2 separate regions of the Homo sapiens genome follow, and region 1 is linked to region 2. Evidence: chromatin loops called from intact Hi-C (ENCODE). Cell type or tissue: Caco-2. All regions are shown on one strand. Links, peaks and the distances in the headings refer to the core of each region. The heading gives the core; the rest is flanking DNA.

Region 1 (10,061 bases), core at 1,016-9,015, 70 kb after region 2:
CATTGGCCATAGAGTGGGGTGGGTGGAGGTGAGGCAGGAGTGAGGCCACATTAGCTTAAACTGATTGTTTAGTTCAAAGTGTAAATTTGTCACAGCTAAAAAAGCAACTTGAGAATTGTGACAGTAGGTCACAAATAATGTTTTAAGGGATAAACTTTTTAAAAATATCCTTTGTTTGGAAAAAACATATATCTAGTGATAGAATGGTGTGCTAATTTTTTTTATTTTTATTTTTTAGAGACGGGGTCTCGCTATGTTGCCCAGGTTGTCTCAAACTACTGGGTTCAAGCAATCCTCCCACCTTGGCCTCCCAAGGTGTTGGGATTACAGGCGTGAGCCGCTGCACTTGGCCCTAAATGTTTTAAAGTGGTTAATTTGAAGTTCTTTCTGTGAAAGAAATGAAATAGTGTAAGCTACTCAAATTGTTTCTGAATGCAGATGAATGTAAAGGTTAAATTTCATTAATGATACTTTCGACTAGTATAGATCATTATTGGAAGTTAATTTAGTCCTTTCATTTCCTTAATCTTTTTAAAGATGCCAACTTTTTTCTGTATTTTGGAAAGGCATTGATGGAACCCAGGTCTACTAAGAGCATTGAATGGATGGTTGGACTAAATTGCTCCTCAGGTCCTTTTTTTTTTTTTTTTAATTTTATTTTTTGAGACAGAGGCTTGCCCTGTCGCCCAGCCTGGAGTGCAATGGTGCAGTCTCGGCCCACCGCAACCTCTGCCTCCCGGGTTCAAGCAATTCTCCCGCCTCAGCCTCCTGAGTAGCTGGGACTACAGGCACCCACCACTACACCTGGCTAATTTTTGTATTTTTAGTAGAGACGAGGTTCCACCATGTTGGCCAGAACTCCTGACCTCAGGTGATCTGCCTGCCTTGGTCTCCCAAAGTGCTGGGATTACAGGCGTGAGCCACCGCACACAGCCTTCAGGTCCTTTTTAACTGTAAGACTTCATTATTTCATATGACCCTTATTTTTAGGACTGGTCAAGGCTCACTAGGAAGTAATGTTCTGCTGCAGTTGTTGCATGTGCAAACCCTGCTGCCTCTAGTGGAGTACAGATCAATTAGCACTTCCTCTCCTGCCTTCCAGGCTGTAGTCCTTTGGCTCAAAAGGTGGTTTTATGTATTGAGTAGATCCATGAGACTTTTCTGGATCCTGATATGCTTTTACTTGCCTCCTTATCCAGGCTTCCATTTTTGGTCTTTTTCTTCATCACCAATTTGGCATGTAAACTTTTATCCCAGGCTATAAAGTGATCACATTTGTGCCCTGTGCCATGCTTGGACCTCTGAATCCCAGTCATACCTTGCCTTGTCCTGAACCTTGCCTATGTCTTCCAGTGTTTTCCTCAACATCTTGAGTTGTGGCTAGCTTTTCTTTATGATGCATACTAACCGTTATGATTCAGTTCTTAGTTTTGTCTCCTTCTGACCTACCTTTTCCTGATTTTTGTGACTGATTTTGATTTTATGCTTACTCTTGTGTCTAAAAGCTGTCTTTCTTATACTACAATGGGGAAGTTACATTGAGTATGTCAGCAACAATGTTTAAACAAGGGGCAAAACCTCACTATAATCGTATGTATTTTCATTAAGCATGACATTCTATGCAAGGCTTACCTTCGGGGATTAATCATTAGAAAGTGCCAGAAGTATCCAAAAGCGTCCAGCCTTGTTATGTGGCTTCCTCTAAACATCACATCATTTTATTGATTAAAATGCTTAAAAGCTTTTGTGAATAACTCTACATTGAAGTATCAATGAGTGGTTCTTAACCCATCACTGTATGCATCTGGTTTAAGGTTATGAGGGTTAAAACAAAAATTCAGATATTCACACCCAGAGACTCAGATAGATTTGGTTTGGAGTGGAAGCCAGTTAAAGCTCTAAAGTTGATTCTTATGTACAGAACCGCTGATCTAAAAGTCCATATTTCACATTGTTTTAGTAATGTGTTTTAAAATACAGCCTTAAGAGGGATTCTTCCTACTTTGTAGCCTCAGGTATGGAATTTGTTTACAGGGAAAATGTTCAATTCATTTTAGAAACTTCTGCTAGTTTGCCTAATTATCTGCTACAAGTAGGAAAAATTGATTTGCTATGCTTTTTACAGAAAATTGACTATTACCACATGTCTCAGAGGTTTGAATTAGAGTAACCTGGTGCAGATAGTTGCAATTAATGTTACAGGTTATTCTGGTTAAATTTCATAATTTGTTTTCTTTCAAACCAATTATGTATTTTATATCTACCAGACTTTGGTTAATCCTCTATTTTACAGAGTTGGTCTAGATTAAACAAAGTCAGGCAAGTGTGATGCCGATTGACAAAGTACTAAATAGGATTATAATATTTTAAGGTACAATGAAATAAAACTGCTTCTTTAAAAGATTAGAATCCTTGTTAACTGTATTTGTACTCTAATTAGAGACCAAGAAGTACCCAGAATCCTGAGAGTGTTATTACCTAAAGGCGCATATAGACTGGTTTTCACTGGAATAATACTACAGGCTCTGCCACATCTGCCATCTCACTGTTTTTAAAATTCTAGCAGCTATGTTCATTCTTTAGTGTTATCCCTTTTTTCCTCCATGTCCCAAAAGACAATGGGTTGGATCTTCCATTTAGCTTCAGTAATGTGTTGCTGGTAACATGTTGGAATGTTTTTGGCTTAAAGTAACAGAAAACCCTAATGCAAGTGGTGTAGACTGTAATGAAATGAATTATCTTACATAACAAGAAGTTTTGCGGCTTCTCCAGGGTGGTTTATTTAGCATCTCTCTACCCTGCTATCCTCAGACTATCAGTGTTGTTCTTAAGCTAGCTGCCTCAAGTTCAAAGTTAGCTGTGGCAGTTCTGAGCATCATGTCTAGATGATTGCAATATTCAGTATCACTTTTTAGGAGGAAGGAAGTCTTTCCCAGAAGCTTCCTATCACATTTCCTTTTTCAGAACTGGGTCATAGCATCATAAGAGAAATGTAAGTTGACATGAAAGAAAGAAGATAAAAGTAGACAAATATGTCAAAAGGGTTAGGTTTACCTCCTACTGGTAAGAGTATGGGAATTTCTGATTGATTTAGACTAATCAGGATATATCTTGAGACACGTGAGTGTGGGAGACCACTGGGGCTCTGAGACAAGGATCATGGGGAGGCGGGAATGTCTGTTCCAGGTGCTGCCCCAGAACCCAAGGACCCTTTCCCCTTAGGCTCTCCTCCTTTCTCATTTACCATCATTTAGCTGGGGCTAAATTTATTGAAGCTGGCCTCTAAGTTTTCTTGCTACTTTATTTTGCCAATGCTGCTTCCTTTAAGCTTGCCTTAAACCTTACACATTTCCTTACAAGTGTTCACCACCTGTTGTATGCTCATTAAGAGTATTTTTCTTCTTCAGTGTATACTTTTTTCATGTGTATTATTAAGTCTTAAGTATAATAAGATTTAACAATTAGTATCCACCTGTTTTAAAATTAGATTTTAATTTCAAAGTGAACAAAGTGAACACAAATTGAGTTTAATTTCAAAGTGAACAAACAATTTTTGCTTGTGGCAAAACAAAAAATTGGTAGCTGAAGAGAGGAAGAAAACAGACTTTTTTAAAGAGATGATTTGTTTAAAAGAACACTGAGTGCAGAGCTAGCATTTTATCTTTTAAGCATTTTATGTACAGTTTTAAGGGAAGAATCATCTAAAATTCAGTGAATAAAGTGTGGGACAGACCCAGTTCAATTTGTTTAATATGTTATGTCAATGAAATAATTTTTGTGTTCGTTATAATGTTAGCTTTTTCTGGAAGATTATTAACTTTGAATAATCCTAAGACATTTTTTGCTGGTGACATATATCTTATTTTCCAGAGTCCCTTCCTTCTATATTATTCTCATTCCTCAGTAAATAACCTGAGGATTTTCTTTTCATGGTAGAGTTGTAACTTCATGGAGTCAGAAACTTTATCCTGTAAGTCAGAAACTTTAAAGATATTCTGTAAAATATTATAAATAAATAAAACTTTAAATTGAATGCCATGTTTAATTTTTTAATACTAAGAAGGAAAGATAAAAACTAAGATTCAAAACACAGGATAGCATAAGGAACTTTACTGACCCACAGTTGTTATAATATATTTAGCATTTTTATTTTCTGTCTTGTTCCGGTACTATAATAATCCCAGGATTATGTTGCCATTATTTCTAAGGCTGGAATGCTTTTCTATGTAAGGTGTTTAAAAAGAAAATATGTTCTTTCTTTTCCCTTCCTGAAGTCTAAACATGCTTTTTCACCTGCACTAGAAAAGTTAACTGTCCACATTTATATTCATAGAGCAGGAGAGACACCCAGTGGCAGAAATACTTTTTGCTGCTTTTTTCCCCCTAACGAGGCCAAAAGCCTGATTGAGCTATTTATTGATTCTTATAATTTGTGTCTTCTGATTGCTTTTACAAAATTATTTTCCACATAATAGAAATATTTTCTTCTCTGACTGTTAATTGGAGTTTACCCGAATGGGAAACTAGAGCAGGCTTGGTGTTCGCTATTGGAATGAAAGTTCATCCATAGACTCAATTAAGACAGCTCTATTCACACCACTGTTAGAGCAGTCTGGTGTTAGATAGAATGTAAAAGCCTTAATATTAGGGACTGTCTTGACATGTAAGCAAGTAAATGTTAGCTGTTAAACTGAAAGCTAGCCTGCTGCTTTATTATAAAAATTTTCTGAAATTTCTGAAAAATGGAGACTCAGTCAAAAGATTGCACGTGAACACAGAAAAAGTGACATAATAAGGTTACATGAAGACTGTACTAAAAAGCTGCTAGTAGGCACTAGAGGCTGCTCTAATGACTGGTTCCATTTTTAATACAAAGTCTGCACATTCTTTGTTCTTTGCCAGCCATCTGTCTTTCCTCACTTGTAATTTCTACTCCCTCAAAACTTTGGTTTTTATCATGGCTCAGTTTGATTCGTCTGGCCTGTCCCAACATCAGCTCCTTTCAACTTCAATTTCTATGGCCTCTTTCCTTTCTGCTTTATAGTTTGATCTACTAAGAGAAGATGATTAGCCTAACTTAGCTTTCAGAATTGTTACGTTGTTGGCCCCTTGCATTGGTAGCCATTTGGTTAGGTGTTAGACAATTTTCAGCCAATCCTGGCATGGAGTCGCATGATCAGCACAGGATTTTTTTTTTTTTTTTTTTTTTTGGCAAGAGCTGCAGACAGTTTATCTCAGAAGATATCTCTGGACATGACAGATATTTTGAAGGTTTGTCCAAATGGAAATTCAAGGTATTGGGACATTCCAGAGCTGTGGTCCTCATGTGTTAGCTATATCAGAATCATGCTTAGGGCTTACTAAAGCACAGATTACTGGGCTCTACTCAGAGTTTCTGATTCAATAGATCAAAAACTGGATGGCACTCAAGAATTTGCGTTTATAACAAATTCCCTGGTGATGCTGCTGGGCAAGAGAACACACTTTGAGATGCATTGTCAGGGCATATTAAACTGTTATTGACTGAGGTAATCTATTTCTAAACTTTTTACAAAAGAAATTCACTTTGGGGGTAAAATGTATATCTAACTGAATGCTGAAATCATTATTTTCATTTACTGTTTTCAAACAAAACTGTGATTTTATGATGAGTCTTTGGGTTCCCCTGACCATTATGCTTTCTTACAGATTGACCTTAACTAGTTTGGTTTAATCTGCTTTCTTGTAGTTAAAATTTTGCCCCAAGGTACAAAATTGTTTAAGTTTTAATAATTTTTTTTCTCTTACAAAGGTGAATGCTATGACTCCAGTTAAAAAACAAGTTCTAGAAATATATTGACAGGGAGATTTGAAAGCAGCCCAATACGATAACTGGCTTTGTTTTACTGAAGCAAACTCCCTTTCTTCTCTTCACAGGGTTACATGAGTTCTTTTTCCTCCTAGTCCTAGTGTACTTTGTGATTGCTTGCATTTATGCTCAATCATTGTGGCAGGCTATTAAGAAAGGCGGACCCATGCACATGATTTTAAAGGTTCTGACAACTGCATTGCTGTTACAAGCTGGTTCAGCTTTAGCTAATTACATTCATTTCTCCAGGTAACTCAAAACCACTAAAACTGTGTTCATCATTACATCTAATTAATCCTAATTAGTCCACCAAAATTATGCTTGCTTTGATTATAAACAATTTTTTTCACATTTGTAATTTACACTACTCTTCTTCAATTCCTCAGTTACTCCAAAGATGGAATAGGGGTACCATTTATGGGAAGTTTGGCAGAATGTGAGTATCTTTCTGAGCATTTTTTAAAAAGCTTTTACACTCGCTATCTGCTTTTTTTTTATTTCTTGTCATAGTATAAATTTTCTGTCGAAAATTGTTTAGAAATCAGCTTGACTGAGAACAGGATTACAGTTTAAGTTCCCATATGTCTTACTTAGTTTCTTCTTAATAATAGGTAATGTGTACAGCTCCTCGTTGTTTTTTTGTTTGTTTGTTTGAGACAGGGTTCTTACTCCGTAGCCCAGGCTGGAGTGCAGTGGCACAGTCACGGCTCACTGCAGCCTCAAACTCCTAGGCTCAGGTGATCCTCCTGCCTCAGGCCTTCCCAGTAGCTGGGATTACAGGCACATACCATCATGCCTGGCTGATTTTTAAATTTCCTTTTCTGTAGATGGGGTCTCACTATGTTGCCCAGGCTGGCCTTATACTCTTGGGCTTGAGGGATCCACCCACCCTGGCCTCCCAAAGTCCTGGAATTACAGGCATGAGTCTCCACACTCTGCCTTTTCATTGTTTTTAGGTATATTTATATACATTCTCTCATCTTATCCTCAATAGAAAAGGGGTCTGCATATCCTTATTTTGCAGATAAAGGATCTGGGCTCAGTGATGTGAAACATACTTCCACATGTCAGTCAGCTATTGAGTGGTAGAGACTAGACTCAGACCTAAATTTTCTTACCTCAAAGCTGAAGTTTTTCTTCCTATTATAATTCCACTCTCTGTTATAACTGACTCTTTTCTATTTCTGACCCAAAGCCTAAAACTCACATCAAAATATGCTGTGAAGAAAAGTGATAAGTTTTCTTAAAAATCATTAAATGCTACCTCATAAAATAAATATATATATGAAACTTGAAGCATTTATAGATTTCTGTTGTTTTCTTGTAGTGTTAACCTGGATACAGGTGGTTTTGATACATCTTTTCTGTTTGAAGTAGCAGGCTTCCCCTGCAGTGTAGGTGATGGCCACCTGGTGGCACATCACACTAATGCATGGAGCTTCTCATTTGTCTTCAGGATTCTGAAAGTAAAGCCAATGTTTGGATGTTATGGGAGCTATGCATTTCATTGTATTGTTTCTTGTTAATAGTTTTAGAAAATACTCTTCACATTATAGTTCAGCCATCAAAAAAAATTCACCCAGAAATGAAGGTACTAGTATTCTCCATATTGCAGAAATCGTATTTAGAATTTGCTTTAATAAGCAGTGAGTTATAGAGAACAGGATTATGTAGTTAGAAAAGCTAAGAAAAATGGGAAACGAAAAGAGTTAAGGTTGGACTTAATGGACATATGGTATGGGCATATATATGTATTTTTAAATAGTATTGCTGCTGTTTTAACTATTTTAATAAATATATTACAAAATTTATGGCAATTTTTAAATCTTTAGAATTATTACCTGCGAATATCTCTTAATGAATTTCGTTAGCTTCTCTTTGAAAATGGCTTTTTGTGGTTTTTCTTAAAAAAAAAAAAAGATGTTCTCAATGCAAAAAGCACTAAATTTTTTATATTGTGAAAACTTGGTTGACGTTGGTTTTCATGTCCCATTAGTTTTTGACATCGCTTCCCAAATTCAGATGTTATACTTACTTTTGAGTCTATGCATGGGTTGGACAATAGTCAGAATGAAGAAGTCTCAAAGCAGACCTCTCCAGTGGGATTCTACGCCTGCATCCACTGGCATTGCAGTATTCATTGTCATGACACAGGTGGGTATTGATACTCAGTGTTTCTGCTTAGTAATCCTCAGAAATGCAAACTTGAGCATACCTCATTTCAGAATTGAAACCTGGGACCCATAAGGAATTTGTGTCATTTTTTTTTTCTTGAAATTTCTGAGCTTCTACAATTTGTGTCATTTAAAGTATGAATTTAAAGAGTGTTAGATCAAATAATCTTAATTATCTGGATGCTACTATATGTAGACTGCAGAATTTAATTATAATTTACCTGAATTTGAGCTCCTATCAGCTTATTTAAGCACAGTATGTTTAATACTAGGTTAGAGTCTTATTTCCTACTTAATAATAGCTTTCTTTCATATTTCTCTAGCACATGGTAAGTACTTAACACTGAATGAGTGATTCCATGAATTTGAGATTTATCCATTGTCAAGAATCTTTAGGATTGGCTGCTTTGTACGTAAAAGAATTCAGGTGATTATCTAAGATTAATTAAAGGGCAAAATATAGACTAAAAAAGAATGGGATCTTGTTTTTGAAAGCAAATGTAAAAACAAAACTAGTCTTTTATAAAGGTCCTGCATGCCTTTTTTTTTATTTTCCTCTATATTAATAGTATTGACATTCTAAGATACCCATATGCCTATGTTCAATGGATTTGTAAAAATTAAGAAGAAAGGTTATAAAGAAAAAAATTTGTACTGAGTTTTTGATGAGCATTAGCTATAGATGAAAATGAATTATATACTTAGGCTCTGTAGAGGACATTATAATGTAAGTTTAATGCATTAAATAAATTGAAAAATGTATTAATGAAGGATGGGGTCAGTGCTTTATTCATCTTTCTATCCCTAGTATTTAATATAGTAGGTTTTGAGTGGAATAGGAGTATTGAATTTACATGAATGATTTGAGAGAGACCATATCACAGGTGGTGATATTTAGAAAGGAGGTAGTGCCAGGAAAGGGGATGATGAGAAATAATTGAATTAGAAGAATTGATTAAAATAAGGTTGAGATTCTACCAACTTAATGTTTTTGAGCCAGGACTTATGGAGAGTAGTGTCAATGTCAGGTTAAATTCTCACTTTTTATTTCTTTTTAAAAATTTCATTTTTATTATTTCATTGTAATTTTAATTTATTGTCATAGACAAATATGAATTGAGAACTGAGATAATATTACACTAGAGTTTATATGAACATTTATGAAGAATACATTAAATATAGCTCTGATCTTCAACAAGCCAGACAAGGCAGATCAGACAGGCAGTCAGAGACTATACAAATACATACGTATTTTATACAGATCACATATTAGCATATGTATATGAAAACAGGGAAGTTTGAATATGTAAAAATATGAACCATGGGCTGTGGTAGCTCTGTGGTAGCACTTCTGTATTGCAAAAGTGAAGTTCAGAAATGTTGGTTAAGAAATCAGGAACCTCCACCTCCTGGGTTCAAGTGATTCTCCTACCTCAGCCTCCCAAGTAGCTGAGATTACAGGTGCCCGCCACCACACCCAGCTAATTTTTTGTATTTTTAGTAGAGGTGGGGTTTCACCATGTTGGCCAGGCTGGTCTCGAACTCCTGACCTCAGGTGATCCACCCACCTTGGCCTCCCAAAGTGCTGGGATTACAGGCCTGAGCCACTGTGCCCGGCAGCAATAGAATTTTTTAAAAATCTCTTAACTGTGGTCTCACTTGATAAAAATTCATTTTGTCTAGCTTAGGGTATTAGAGTGATGAAAAGACTGTACTTTATTAATTAACAACCTCTATGGTCTGATAGGAATGTTTATATAACATTTAAAGGGATGTTTATTAAAGAGTTGAAAAAAATATTGTAATGAGGTATATTTTTTTTTCCTAAATGTAATATTGTTTTTCTTTTGCAGAGTGTTTTGCTACTTTGGGAACAGTTTGAAGATATCAGTCATCATAGCTACCATTCACACCACAACTTAGCAGGGATCCTCCTAATTGTTCTAAGAATTTGCCTAGCATTGTCATTAGGCTGTGGACTCTATCAGATCATCACAGTGGAGAGAAGTACACTCAAAAGGGAGTTCTACATCACATTT
Region 2 (10,061 bases), core at 1,422-9,421:
TTCCTTCCTGAACCATCAGCAGCAGCAAGCACAAAGAAACCACAACTCAGAAGATTTTTCAAAAGTGCCAAAAGTTGGCTAGCAGTCCTATTTGAACACAGACGTGGCTATTGGACAGCAGTTGTCTAGCTCACCCAATCTTAGATGGATACTTTCCTGTAACACAACTAGGTCAAACAATCTTATCACCCTGACAGAACAGTTCCTGTCTTTCTCTAATAGAAATCTCTCCTGCCTTTATCTGAGCCCATTCCTTCTTGTGATATCTTCCTAGAAATTATATACTACTGAAAAAATAGTAATCAAATTACCCTTAGCTTCTTTCCTCTTGGCAAATTTACTTCATATCCATTTTTAAAATGAATCTCCCCTTCCTAATCATGTTGTTATTCTTTGTTAATCCTTTCCTTTTAAGTTGAGTTAATCAAAACTGAACAAAATGGCCAGGCACGGTGGCTCACGCCTGTAATCCCAGCACTTTGAGAGGCCAAGGCAGGTGGATCGCCTGAGGTCAGGAGTTTGAGACCAGCCTGACCAACATGGTGAAACCCCATCACTACTAAAAATACAAAAATTAGCTGGGCATGGTGGTGGTTACCTGTGATCTTGGCTACTCAGGAGACTGAGGCAGGAGAATTGGTTGAACCCAGGAGGCAGAGGTTGCAGTGAGCCGAGATCACGCCACTGTACTCTGGCCTGGGCGACAGAGCAAGACTCTGTCTCAAAAAAAAAAAAAAAATGCTCTTTATGGATCTCATTAATGCAATGTATGAAAGAAGAACTAATACTTTATACTTAGAGCTCATGTTTCATTTTAGTACATCTCAGAATTATGCTGATTTTTCACAACAGCATTCCTAGTAGCATGTATTTTTTTTTATTTATTTGTATTCAACTATGCCTCCTATCTCAAAGGATTATTGACAAGTTTAATGGGATTTTGTATGAAAAGTGCTTATCAGAATGCCCGGCACATAGAGAACACTCCATAAACGGTGACTATCATTTTTCATTATTTTTGATACTTTGGACTAGGGAGTCAGTGAAATACGTGGGGAAAGCGGGTTTGCTCAAGATGCATTGTAGGAAATATTTAGGTAGTGAATAGCAAAATATTTGTGCTCCCTGCTTTAAGACAACTCATTATAGGAACACTGGAATTTACAGAGCTAAAGTGTGCATTTGGCGTCTGAGATGAAGAGCTGTTCCCTTGCTCAGCCTGTCCAGCTTTATTTGCAGGGCTGTCTGTGGGCCCTCGCCTAAGCAGGGACTGCAGACTATCCTCCAAGATGATCCATTAGAAAAGGAAGTTAAACAAAGTAATCCACTGTGACACTATATATGAAGGATGATTGTACAGGAACTGTATATTCCTGGAATCTGTAGTAAATCCACACAGAAGTTTTATTTCTGGCCAAGGACTCAACATCAAATAAATCTGAGATATGACAAATAGTATAACAAAAGTAAACTATAAACCACCATCCATTTAAAAGAGGAGAATTATGATCCAAGACTAATGAAATGAGCATTAATATATGTACACATTGATGACACAAAAGGCCTTAATGAATTACTAAATACTCATCTGGTTTTATTATGTATAACAATTATAGCAGCTCGGTCTCAAAAAAACAACAACAAAAAAATGTTTAATGATGATGGTGTTCTTTCCCACTGAAAGCATTCCTTCTCTAAAGTAAGTGGCGACCCTATTCTCCCACCCTTCACCCTTCATAGCCTCCTAAGTTATAAAGTGTGATCATGGCATCAGTGGGGTTCCCAGGAGATACCTGGTGTTCAGTCTTTCTCAGCCTTCACTCCCGGGAAGTGACAGTGTTTGACATCTATTAGAGCACATCACGCTTCAGATGATGATGATAAAAATGATCAGATTACATTTTTAGATGTTACCTCTTCAGGTAAAATATATATTATAAAACCAAAGATCCAAATGGGCCATGGTCAGACCATATATAAAAACAGAACTGTGACCATAACCTGCCCAGGAAACCAGCCCCTTATCTACAATAAACAGTCCAGCAAGCCCGTCTGCTAAAGCCAGACTTGCAAGAAGTCTGGGAAATAACAATCTGAGAAGCTAAACAATAACTTTTATAATAATTAATTCCAAATGACCAGGAATTGATTAATAACTGACAGCTTTCCTAGTTTTTGTCCTCATTTCCAACTTTAGGCCAACCACAAAAGGCGCCTTAAATAATCACATGGCTGCCGGCTCCCAGTTAGCTAACTCCAGCTTCCCAGACCAACAGCCTCCAATCAGGGCACACCTGAAGCTGTCCCTTGTGTCTGCTGTAAAGCTCTCCCACTCCCCTGCCTGCCTTTGAGTCTCTCCCAAATGCCAGTGATGGTGGCTGACTCCCTCGCTATAGCAAGCTCTGAATAAACAGCCTTTGCTTTCTCACATGGTGGTCTTCCTTCATTTCATATATATAAGCGGTGTGTGTATTTTTTTAATGCTGCCCACCTGCTTCCCGATCACTCCTCCCTGTCACAAGACCTGAAAAGCCTTCTCAACCAACAGGTGGAGGCCTGGCCTAACTCTTCCCCTTCACCCTCCCCTCCTCACACTTCTAATGACACAGATTTTCTCCTTGACCAAATGCTAGCCAGGCCTCTCTGAGCCCCCTTCTAGACCAGGCCTCAACCCCCTCAGAGTGCCTGCTTGAGAAAGCCCAAGACTGACAAAAGAATTCTATGCACCATCTGATGAAAGGCTTCTGGCACTTTCTTAGAGTACTTACTAAAAAGGGCTTACAATTGTGACTCCTTCCTCTGTGCCTTTGAGATGGCTGTGTATCTCCTACAAAGGCAATCAAGGACGTAAAAAACCATTCCTTTACAATGTAATCATCAGGAAGGATAGGGCCAGTGTCTCCCAGTCTCTGGAAGGACAGAATCCAGACTTTGATCATTGCCAGCTAGCAGACACAGCTGCCTAATCAGCATTTACATGCGTCAATCCTTTGTCAGTTTTCACCTTCCTGACTCTGCTGAAGCCCCACTGGTTCCTCTCCGTTAATCCCTCATTGTCCCTTAAAATGCCCAGTCACCTCTGTACAAATCAAAGTTCAGTTCACGCTGGACCCTCTTCCCTATTGCAATAGTACATTATGATTACCATCTGTCCTTACCACGTTACCTAGTGTCTGGTTTATCTTTGGTACTAACCAGGTGTGCGCCTCCATCCTTCCCCCACCCACACCAATAGCCAGTAGCTGGTCTTCCTGTTACAGTAGGGAGCTAGTCAGGCATGAGCACAGCAGGAGAGCCCCCCTCCCCACCAAGGAATGTCAGGAGACCAACAGGTGGTGGGCAAGTGGTTGTTACACTGTTTCCCTAAAACGGTAATTGGTCGCAGCCAGCCCTAGGGAAAGGCAGGCTCCAAACAGAAAAAACCTGAAACTGGTCATCATCAGTTTCCTGATAAGATCTTAGGAGTTGGGCGAGTAAGCTGAAGCATGCGCACTAAGAGGCAAAATGGCAGCATTTAACTGGTACATGACCTTCTAGGAACATTCAGCTGGTAAAGGAAGAATGCCTCAAGTGAGCATGGGTACAACGCCAGTAAACACACTGTGCATGCTTCCCTCCCAAGCACTAGCAGGCCACTGTGCATGCGACAGCCCACCCCAAGGGAAGAACTAGGGAAGAAGGGATGCAAGACCCCAGAAATGCCAGTGTATAAAACCCTAAGTCAGAGGTCAAACAGGGCTCTTGATCTCTCAATTTGCCCGCTTAGCCCTCTTCCAAGTGTACTTTACTTCCTTTCATTCCTGCTTCTAAACTTTTTTTTTTTAAGAGACAGTCTCACTCTGTTGCCCAGGCTGGAGCGCAGTGGCATAATCTCAGCTCACTGCAACTTCCACCTCCCCTGTTCAACGGATTCTCCTGCCTCAGCCTCCCGAGTAGCTGGGATTACAGGCTTGTACCACCACGCCCAGCTCATTTTTGTATTTTTAGTAGAGATGGGGTTTCACCATGTTGGCCAGGCTGGTCTCAAACTTCTGACCTCAAGTGATCCGCCCACCTCGGCCTGCCAAAGTGCTGGGATTACAGGCATGAGCCACCGTGCCTGACCCTGCTCTAAACTTTTTAAAAACTTTCACTCCCGCTGTAAAACTTGTGTTCATCTCTCACTCTGCCTTATGCCCTTCAGTCGAATTCTTTCTTCTGAGGAGGCAAGAATTGAGGTTGCTGCAGACCCGCATAGATTCACCATCACTAACATTACCTTGGGCAGAGTGCTCAGACCTCAGGTTGTCTGAAATGAAAGTCACTATCACCCCAGAACCTGCATCCTTTCCCTACTCTTTAGAAATGTGATAGCTGGTGGCACTCCTGTTAAATCTTTCCATACCTAAGAAATCTTGGCTGGGCACACTAGCTCATGCCTGTAATCCCAGCACTTTGGGAGGCCAAGGCGGGTGGATTACTTGAGGTCAGAAGTTCAAGACCAGCCTGGCCAACATAGCAAAAACCCATCTCTACAAAAAATGCAGAAATTAGCCGGGCATGGTGGCGGGTGCCTGTAATCCCAGCAACTCGAGAGGCTGAGGCAGGACACTCCCTTGAACCTGGGACACCACTGCACTCCAGCCTGGGCGTCAGAGTGAAACTCCGTCTCAAAAAAAAAAAAAAAAAAAAAAATATATATATATATATATATCTTCTCTGGGTGAGGACCCACTGCTCCATAGAGCCTTTTCTGGTGAGCCAGACAAAAACTTTTATTTCCCTCATACAAGTACCTGTATGTTTATGCACACCTGTCTTGACTACACATCTCAACAGCTTTTCACTTACAGTAACATTTAGGAGGTAGCAATGTTAGCTGTCTAACAGACATAGCTTATGCTTAATTCTTGCAACCCTGGAAAGGCTGTTATGTATAAAATGGGGATAATAATATGTACTTCATAAGGTTGTTATGAAGAGCAAATAATGCTGGCTCGTAGTGGGAGGTTAGGAATTAATGTCCAATTAGAGAATGAATGAATAAGAGAGAACACACAGTAGTTCATAAATATGAGTTTCCCTTCCCCCTCAAAACAGCAGAACCAGAAAACAAGCAAGACCTAAGCATACATCTCACAATGGTCCTTCATCTGCTGTCCAGCAACCCGCCACCTCACTAAACTGACTATTCTATTTTCCTACGACACAAATAGATAGATATTTCTTATTTTTAAAATTTAGATCTACATCCCTGCAACTTCTCCCCTTGGGTCCTGGCTCAGTTCCCACCAGCCATACAAGATAACATCAGGTGCCTGGGCCTCCATTTTCTTTCTAGGACACCCAGTTTGGCCTTGGGGTGGGCTCCCACAGGTAGCTGGGAAGCTGATGCCCCTGAGTACCCACGTCCACCCACACGTGAAAACAAAAAAAAATCTCAGAAAGTAATTTCGAGCACGGGTCAAAGTTCTATTTCACACTTGCAGGGGCAAGACAGCAAAAGGAAAAAGCTGGTTCACAGCAACTGTCTTAGGAAAGCAAGGCCTCTTTTAGAAACAGAAAGGAACGTCTAGACCCGTGGCTTGTTTAAACACCCGCTGCTAGGCCCCACTGCCAGAGCTGCCTATCCAGGGCCGAGAATGTGCATTTCTAAGTAGTTCTCAGGCGGTGCTGATGCTGCGGATCTGGGGACTGTACTTTGAGAACCACCGGTGCAGACCCTGGCCAACGTTCTTTAGTCTGATGCGTCGGGGAGCTGTAAAGCTGCCATCCTTCACCGGTGGGCAAGTAACCTGGTGGCGCCACCCCAGGGCCAGACCCAGGGCCGGCCTCGGTGCGCCTCTAGCCAGAAATAACCAGCACTGGGTTCCGCTCACCGGCAACGCCAGGTGGGGGCCATCTGACCACTCAACAGTTTTGCTTTTTCTTCAAATTCGGATACTTAGAAGGAATGCGATGAAATTGGGATGAAGGTGTTTTGCTGGCCCCGTGGACAGACCAGACCTCCTCCCATCGGAGCCTCGGGTCTCACACCAGCCCCCCAGGCGGCGCGCGGCCCCGTCTCGCCACCGCGGCCCGGGTCGTTCGCGTCTTCCGGCGCCGAGGGTGCCTCTGGGTCCCAGCACCAGGCTCCGTGGCGCGCACGCGCGGCAGCTTCTTCTAGCCCCGCCAGGAGACGGCCCAGAAGGGCTATGCGGCGCGGCCTCGCTCCTGGGGGTGGTTAGGAACGACTGTTTCATTTCCTCCTTCACCCTTCAAATCTCAGTTTTTGCTTGGGCTTGAAGGAATGGGCCAGGGTATCGTGGACGGAGAGTCTTACAAAATTTGAGTTTTTGAGGTCAGAATTTAAAAGTAGCTGCCGAAACCCGGGATCGAACCAGGGACCTTTAGATCTTCAGTCTAACGCTCTCCCAACTGAGCTATTTCGGCACGTTCTGGGTTGTCTCCTGAGTAAACTATCACTGAGCGCTTTGCGTCCAACTGGCTTGCTTGTCTTTTCCTGGTGATCATGTACAGCATTTCTTCCTTGTCCTGTTAAACGGTGTCGTCGGAATTCTTCCACCTCCCTCCTTCTACGCTGCCACTGGGCGCTGCACACGCGCCTTACTTTCTTAGATTGCTCTCGGCGCGCGCAGCCCGCACGGTCCAGGAGCTGGGTCCAGGCCCCCGATGGCGGCTCCTCGGGATGCTGGTTCCGTCCTCCCAGGGCCGGTCCCCGCGAGATCCGAAGCAGCGGGGTCGCCTCGGGGAGCTCCTGCCCAGGCCTGGTAGCCCCTTCCCTTCGATCTGCCCCTGCCTGTGACTATCCACATTCGTCACCTTGCTCCCCGAAAAGTTCCAGGCCCCAGGTGAGGAGCCGTGTAGGCCCAATACGATTGGATGAAGGAGTGTACGGGGCAGGAATCGTCAGACTGGCCTCTGGAGAGGAGTTTGCAGCCTCTCCGTGCTCCGGGCCCGGGAAATGTCCACCTTAATCATCACCTCTTTGCATGGAGCCTGACTGGCAAATAAATGCTGGGTGAGCTCACTAACGATGATTATTCAGTCAATGCTATTTCCCACACGAGTCAACAAATGTTTCCGAAGCACCCACTACGTGCCAGGCTCATTCTTTACTTCCCAAACGTCTTACTTTTTCCATTTTTTAATTTTTGTCGCCAATTAAATTGTAATCTGTCAAGGCAGGGATCTTACCCGGCTCTTTAGAGCTTTGCATTTAAGTGGAAACTTCGCAGCCAATTTGGACGGATGGATGGATAGGATGGATGGATGGATGGTTGGATGGATGGATGGATGGTTGGATGGATGGATGGATGGCTGACTTCAAATGCGAAAGAGAAAAAAATACAAAATTAGAAATTTTTGCAATCTCTATTTTCTCCGCCAAGCCTCCTCCCTTATAAGAAAGAGAGTTTCTTTCTGGGTTCCTTTATTGTGCCAAATCCAAAAAAGAGCCGAGGCGTTGATGGTATAGTGGTTAGCATAGCTGCCTTTTAAATCCAAAGAAACCAAAGAGCTTGAGATTTAACAGAAGTCAGCAGCTAAGGATGAGAGAGAGACCAAAGAGAGCTTGGGGCTGGGCAGAGTTCAGAGAAGGGTTTGGGGAGCTTGGAGTGGAAGAGGGAGAAATTTTGGGCAGCCACCCTGTGAGGATCGTACATCTAAAAAGAGATGGGGAAAGAGACCTTTAACAGGCTTTCATGTATGTTATGAATGTAGCTACCTTTCCCATTCTCCTCAAAACACTGCAGGCAAGACGAATTATTTTCAACAACTCTTGGGCTGCTGGCCGGCTGTTCCTTACTGGATTCAATCATGAGATAGCTCAGCTTCTTAAATTTTACAAAAGTTGTGTCTTTAGGTTAAAAATCAAATCTGGGAAGTCTCAAAATATATGTTAGAGAGTGATGGGATAACACATGTACGGGCTGGGACATGGTGTTAGTGTCTCTCTTTCTTGGTCTCGTAGTCACACCTGCAAACCAGCTGCTTCGTGCATTGTCACCTGGGAAATGAAATCCTAGGTAACTAGGAAAGTGGCAGGTAAGTTTTGATGGGATTTAGGCTGGGGGTGGGGATGGGTAGCAAAGGTCCAAGCAGGATCTAATGGAAAATGGAGGAACAGGATAAGAGAGAGAGGAGAAGGAAGAGTGCAACCAAGAAACATTGCTTTGTGATTTAATGCGATGAGAACCCTTGGCAAATTGTGAGATAATAGACACTACATTGTCATAGTGATCATTTGTTTAGTAAAAGTTGATTTTAGAAAGTAAGTGTTGTGAGAGATGTCTTGGATAAGCTGGGTATCCAGGAAAGTCCTTGTTTATATATGTTGTCCCGGAACTCTCCATGGTAGTAGCCTCTTCACTGTTAAACAGTTAAAAGTAAGGCTGGACGCGGTGGCTCATGCCTGTAATCCCAGCACTTTGGGAGGCCAAGGCAGGTGGATCACTTGACGTTAGGAGTTCAAGACCAGCCTGGTTAACATGGTGAAATTCCATCTCTACTAAAAATACAAAAATTAGCCGGGCATGGTGGCGTGCACCTGTAATCCCAGCTACTCGGGAGGCTGAGGCAGGAGAATCAATTGAACCTGGGAGGCGGAGGTTGCAGTGAGCGGAGATTGTGCCACTGCACTCCAGCCTGGGTGACCGAGCGAGACTTTCTGTCTCAAAACAAAACAACAACAACAAAAAACAGTTAGAAGTGTTTTGGAATGACTGGAAGATAAATAAACAATGTGATCACCTACTTTATTAACTTTGTGAAAGCCTCAGCTTGATGCTCTCCGGGTTTCTCCCTAGGTTTTCCTGTTAGTGAAAAGATCTTCAACATCAACCCAATATTTATTGTTGCTGTTTTACAAAGGAGACCGAAAGTTTCTGGGACTTAGTGCCACGGTCCCGAAACTGCAGCCACCTGGGGCACTGAAGAATATTTCACATTTTTGAGAGAAACACAGCGATGCTTGGCATCTGTGGGACGCTATGCAAACTACCCAGTAGTTCATTGTTTTGGCAAGAGATTACATTTCTATCAGTGATGTCATCTCTTTCAGCATGATAAAAAGTACCCATGAATCAATGGGGAATATGAAATTAGGGTTGAGATGTCCAATCTGTTTCCAAGCTTGAGAAATTGTACACTGTCCAGGATACACACATCCCACCAGTAAGTTAACTGTGGTGAGAATGAAATTAGGGAGTCTCTGAGCCTACTCTGGCTTGGGAGGCTGCCCTTGAAAAAAAAAAAAAGAATGAAATAAAAGTGTAACTTTTCTTTCAATTTATATGTATAATTTTTTTCAAGTGGCTACGAAGTTGTTGGACATAAATCCTTATTAAGTTATTTGGACCTGAGTACTTAATAAAAGGAATTGTTCGGCATTTCTTTTGGCCTGGGGGCATTGGAAAAAATTACTGAGACAGTAAGAGCTGCCTGTGAACAGAGAAAGCGAAAAACAATTATTATGAGTTTGGGAAAAACCTTGCTTTACTCAGCAAGATTGCAGCGCAAAGAAGAACTGTCAGAACATCCAAGGAGACCAAGCGCCACAGGCTAAATAAAGTGAAGTGAAAATCTGTGCACACACATCATAGTAAGAAGAGACAGGTGATAAAGAAGTTGGCATTCAAAATGAGGATAAAGATGTTGAAGAAGACTCTGTGTTGGAAAGAAACTGTGTAAGCTGCAGTCCTGTTTTCCAAATGAGCTCGCGGATTTTGGCCAACTCCAGTCTAATTACCTATGATTAAAAAAACCAGCTAATTACGAGAACTAACTAGCAGATCTGAGAATAATAAAACTGAAGAGAGTATGTTGCATATAGTTATAACAGCTAATAAATTTTTGTGGGTTTTTTTGTTTGTTTTGAGATGGGAGTCTTGCTCCATTTATTGCCCAGGCTGGTCTCGAACTCCTGGGCTCAAGGGATCTTCCCAGGTAGCTGGGATTACAGACACACACAACTGTGCCCCACTTCTGATAAAAATTTAAATGGCTGTTAATTAATCTCTCCTTCAGTTTGCTCCTTGGGATTCTGCAGTGCACATGCATACACACACACACACATGCACACA

Evidence for each region. Peaks named below come from ENCODE experiments on the same cell type or tissue, not always from the same donor. Only the 100,000 strongest peaks of a DNase experiment are listed, where the experiment ranks them.
Region 1: a loop joins it to region 2, with 5 times the contacts of the local background. A loop is called at or near these places in 37 of 110 quality-filtered maps.

The regions. Positions count from the first base shown.
Region 1 is chr13:94,613,234-94,623,294 of GRCh38, forward strand. GPR180 (G protein-coupled receptor 180) reads left to right here. Exons shown (of 9, transcript NM_180989.6): 4 at 5,917-6,097; 5 at 6,235-6,284; 6 at 7,845-8,002; 7 at 9,876-10,061. Among named protein-coding and RNA genes, the nearest start is that of GPR180, 16 kb to the left of the region's middle. In Caco-2, for the core only: CTCF peaks have their summits at 4,368, 4,568 and 7,257; a DNase peak (open chromatin) is centred at 7,248.
Region 2 is chr13:94,543,312-94,553,372 of GRCh38, forward strand. TRF-GAA1-5 (tRNA-Phe (anticodon GAA) 1-5) reads right to left here and starts at 6,411; the gene lies at 6,339-6,411. It overlaps LOC124903191 (a long non-coding RNA gene), which reads left to right and starts at 5,437. Exons shown (of 2, transcript XR_007063836.1): 1 at 5,437-7,000; 2 at 8,787-9,856. It also overlaps a transcript of DCT not described here. RefSeq lists a silencer at 5,970-6,199 and enhancers at 6,732-7,231, 6,770-6,949. In Caco-2, for the core only: no CTCF peak of the experiment used is centred there; DNase peaks (open chromatin) are centred at 6,180, 6,430 and 6,820; H3K4me3 peaks cover 2,170 bases.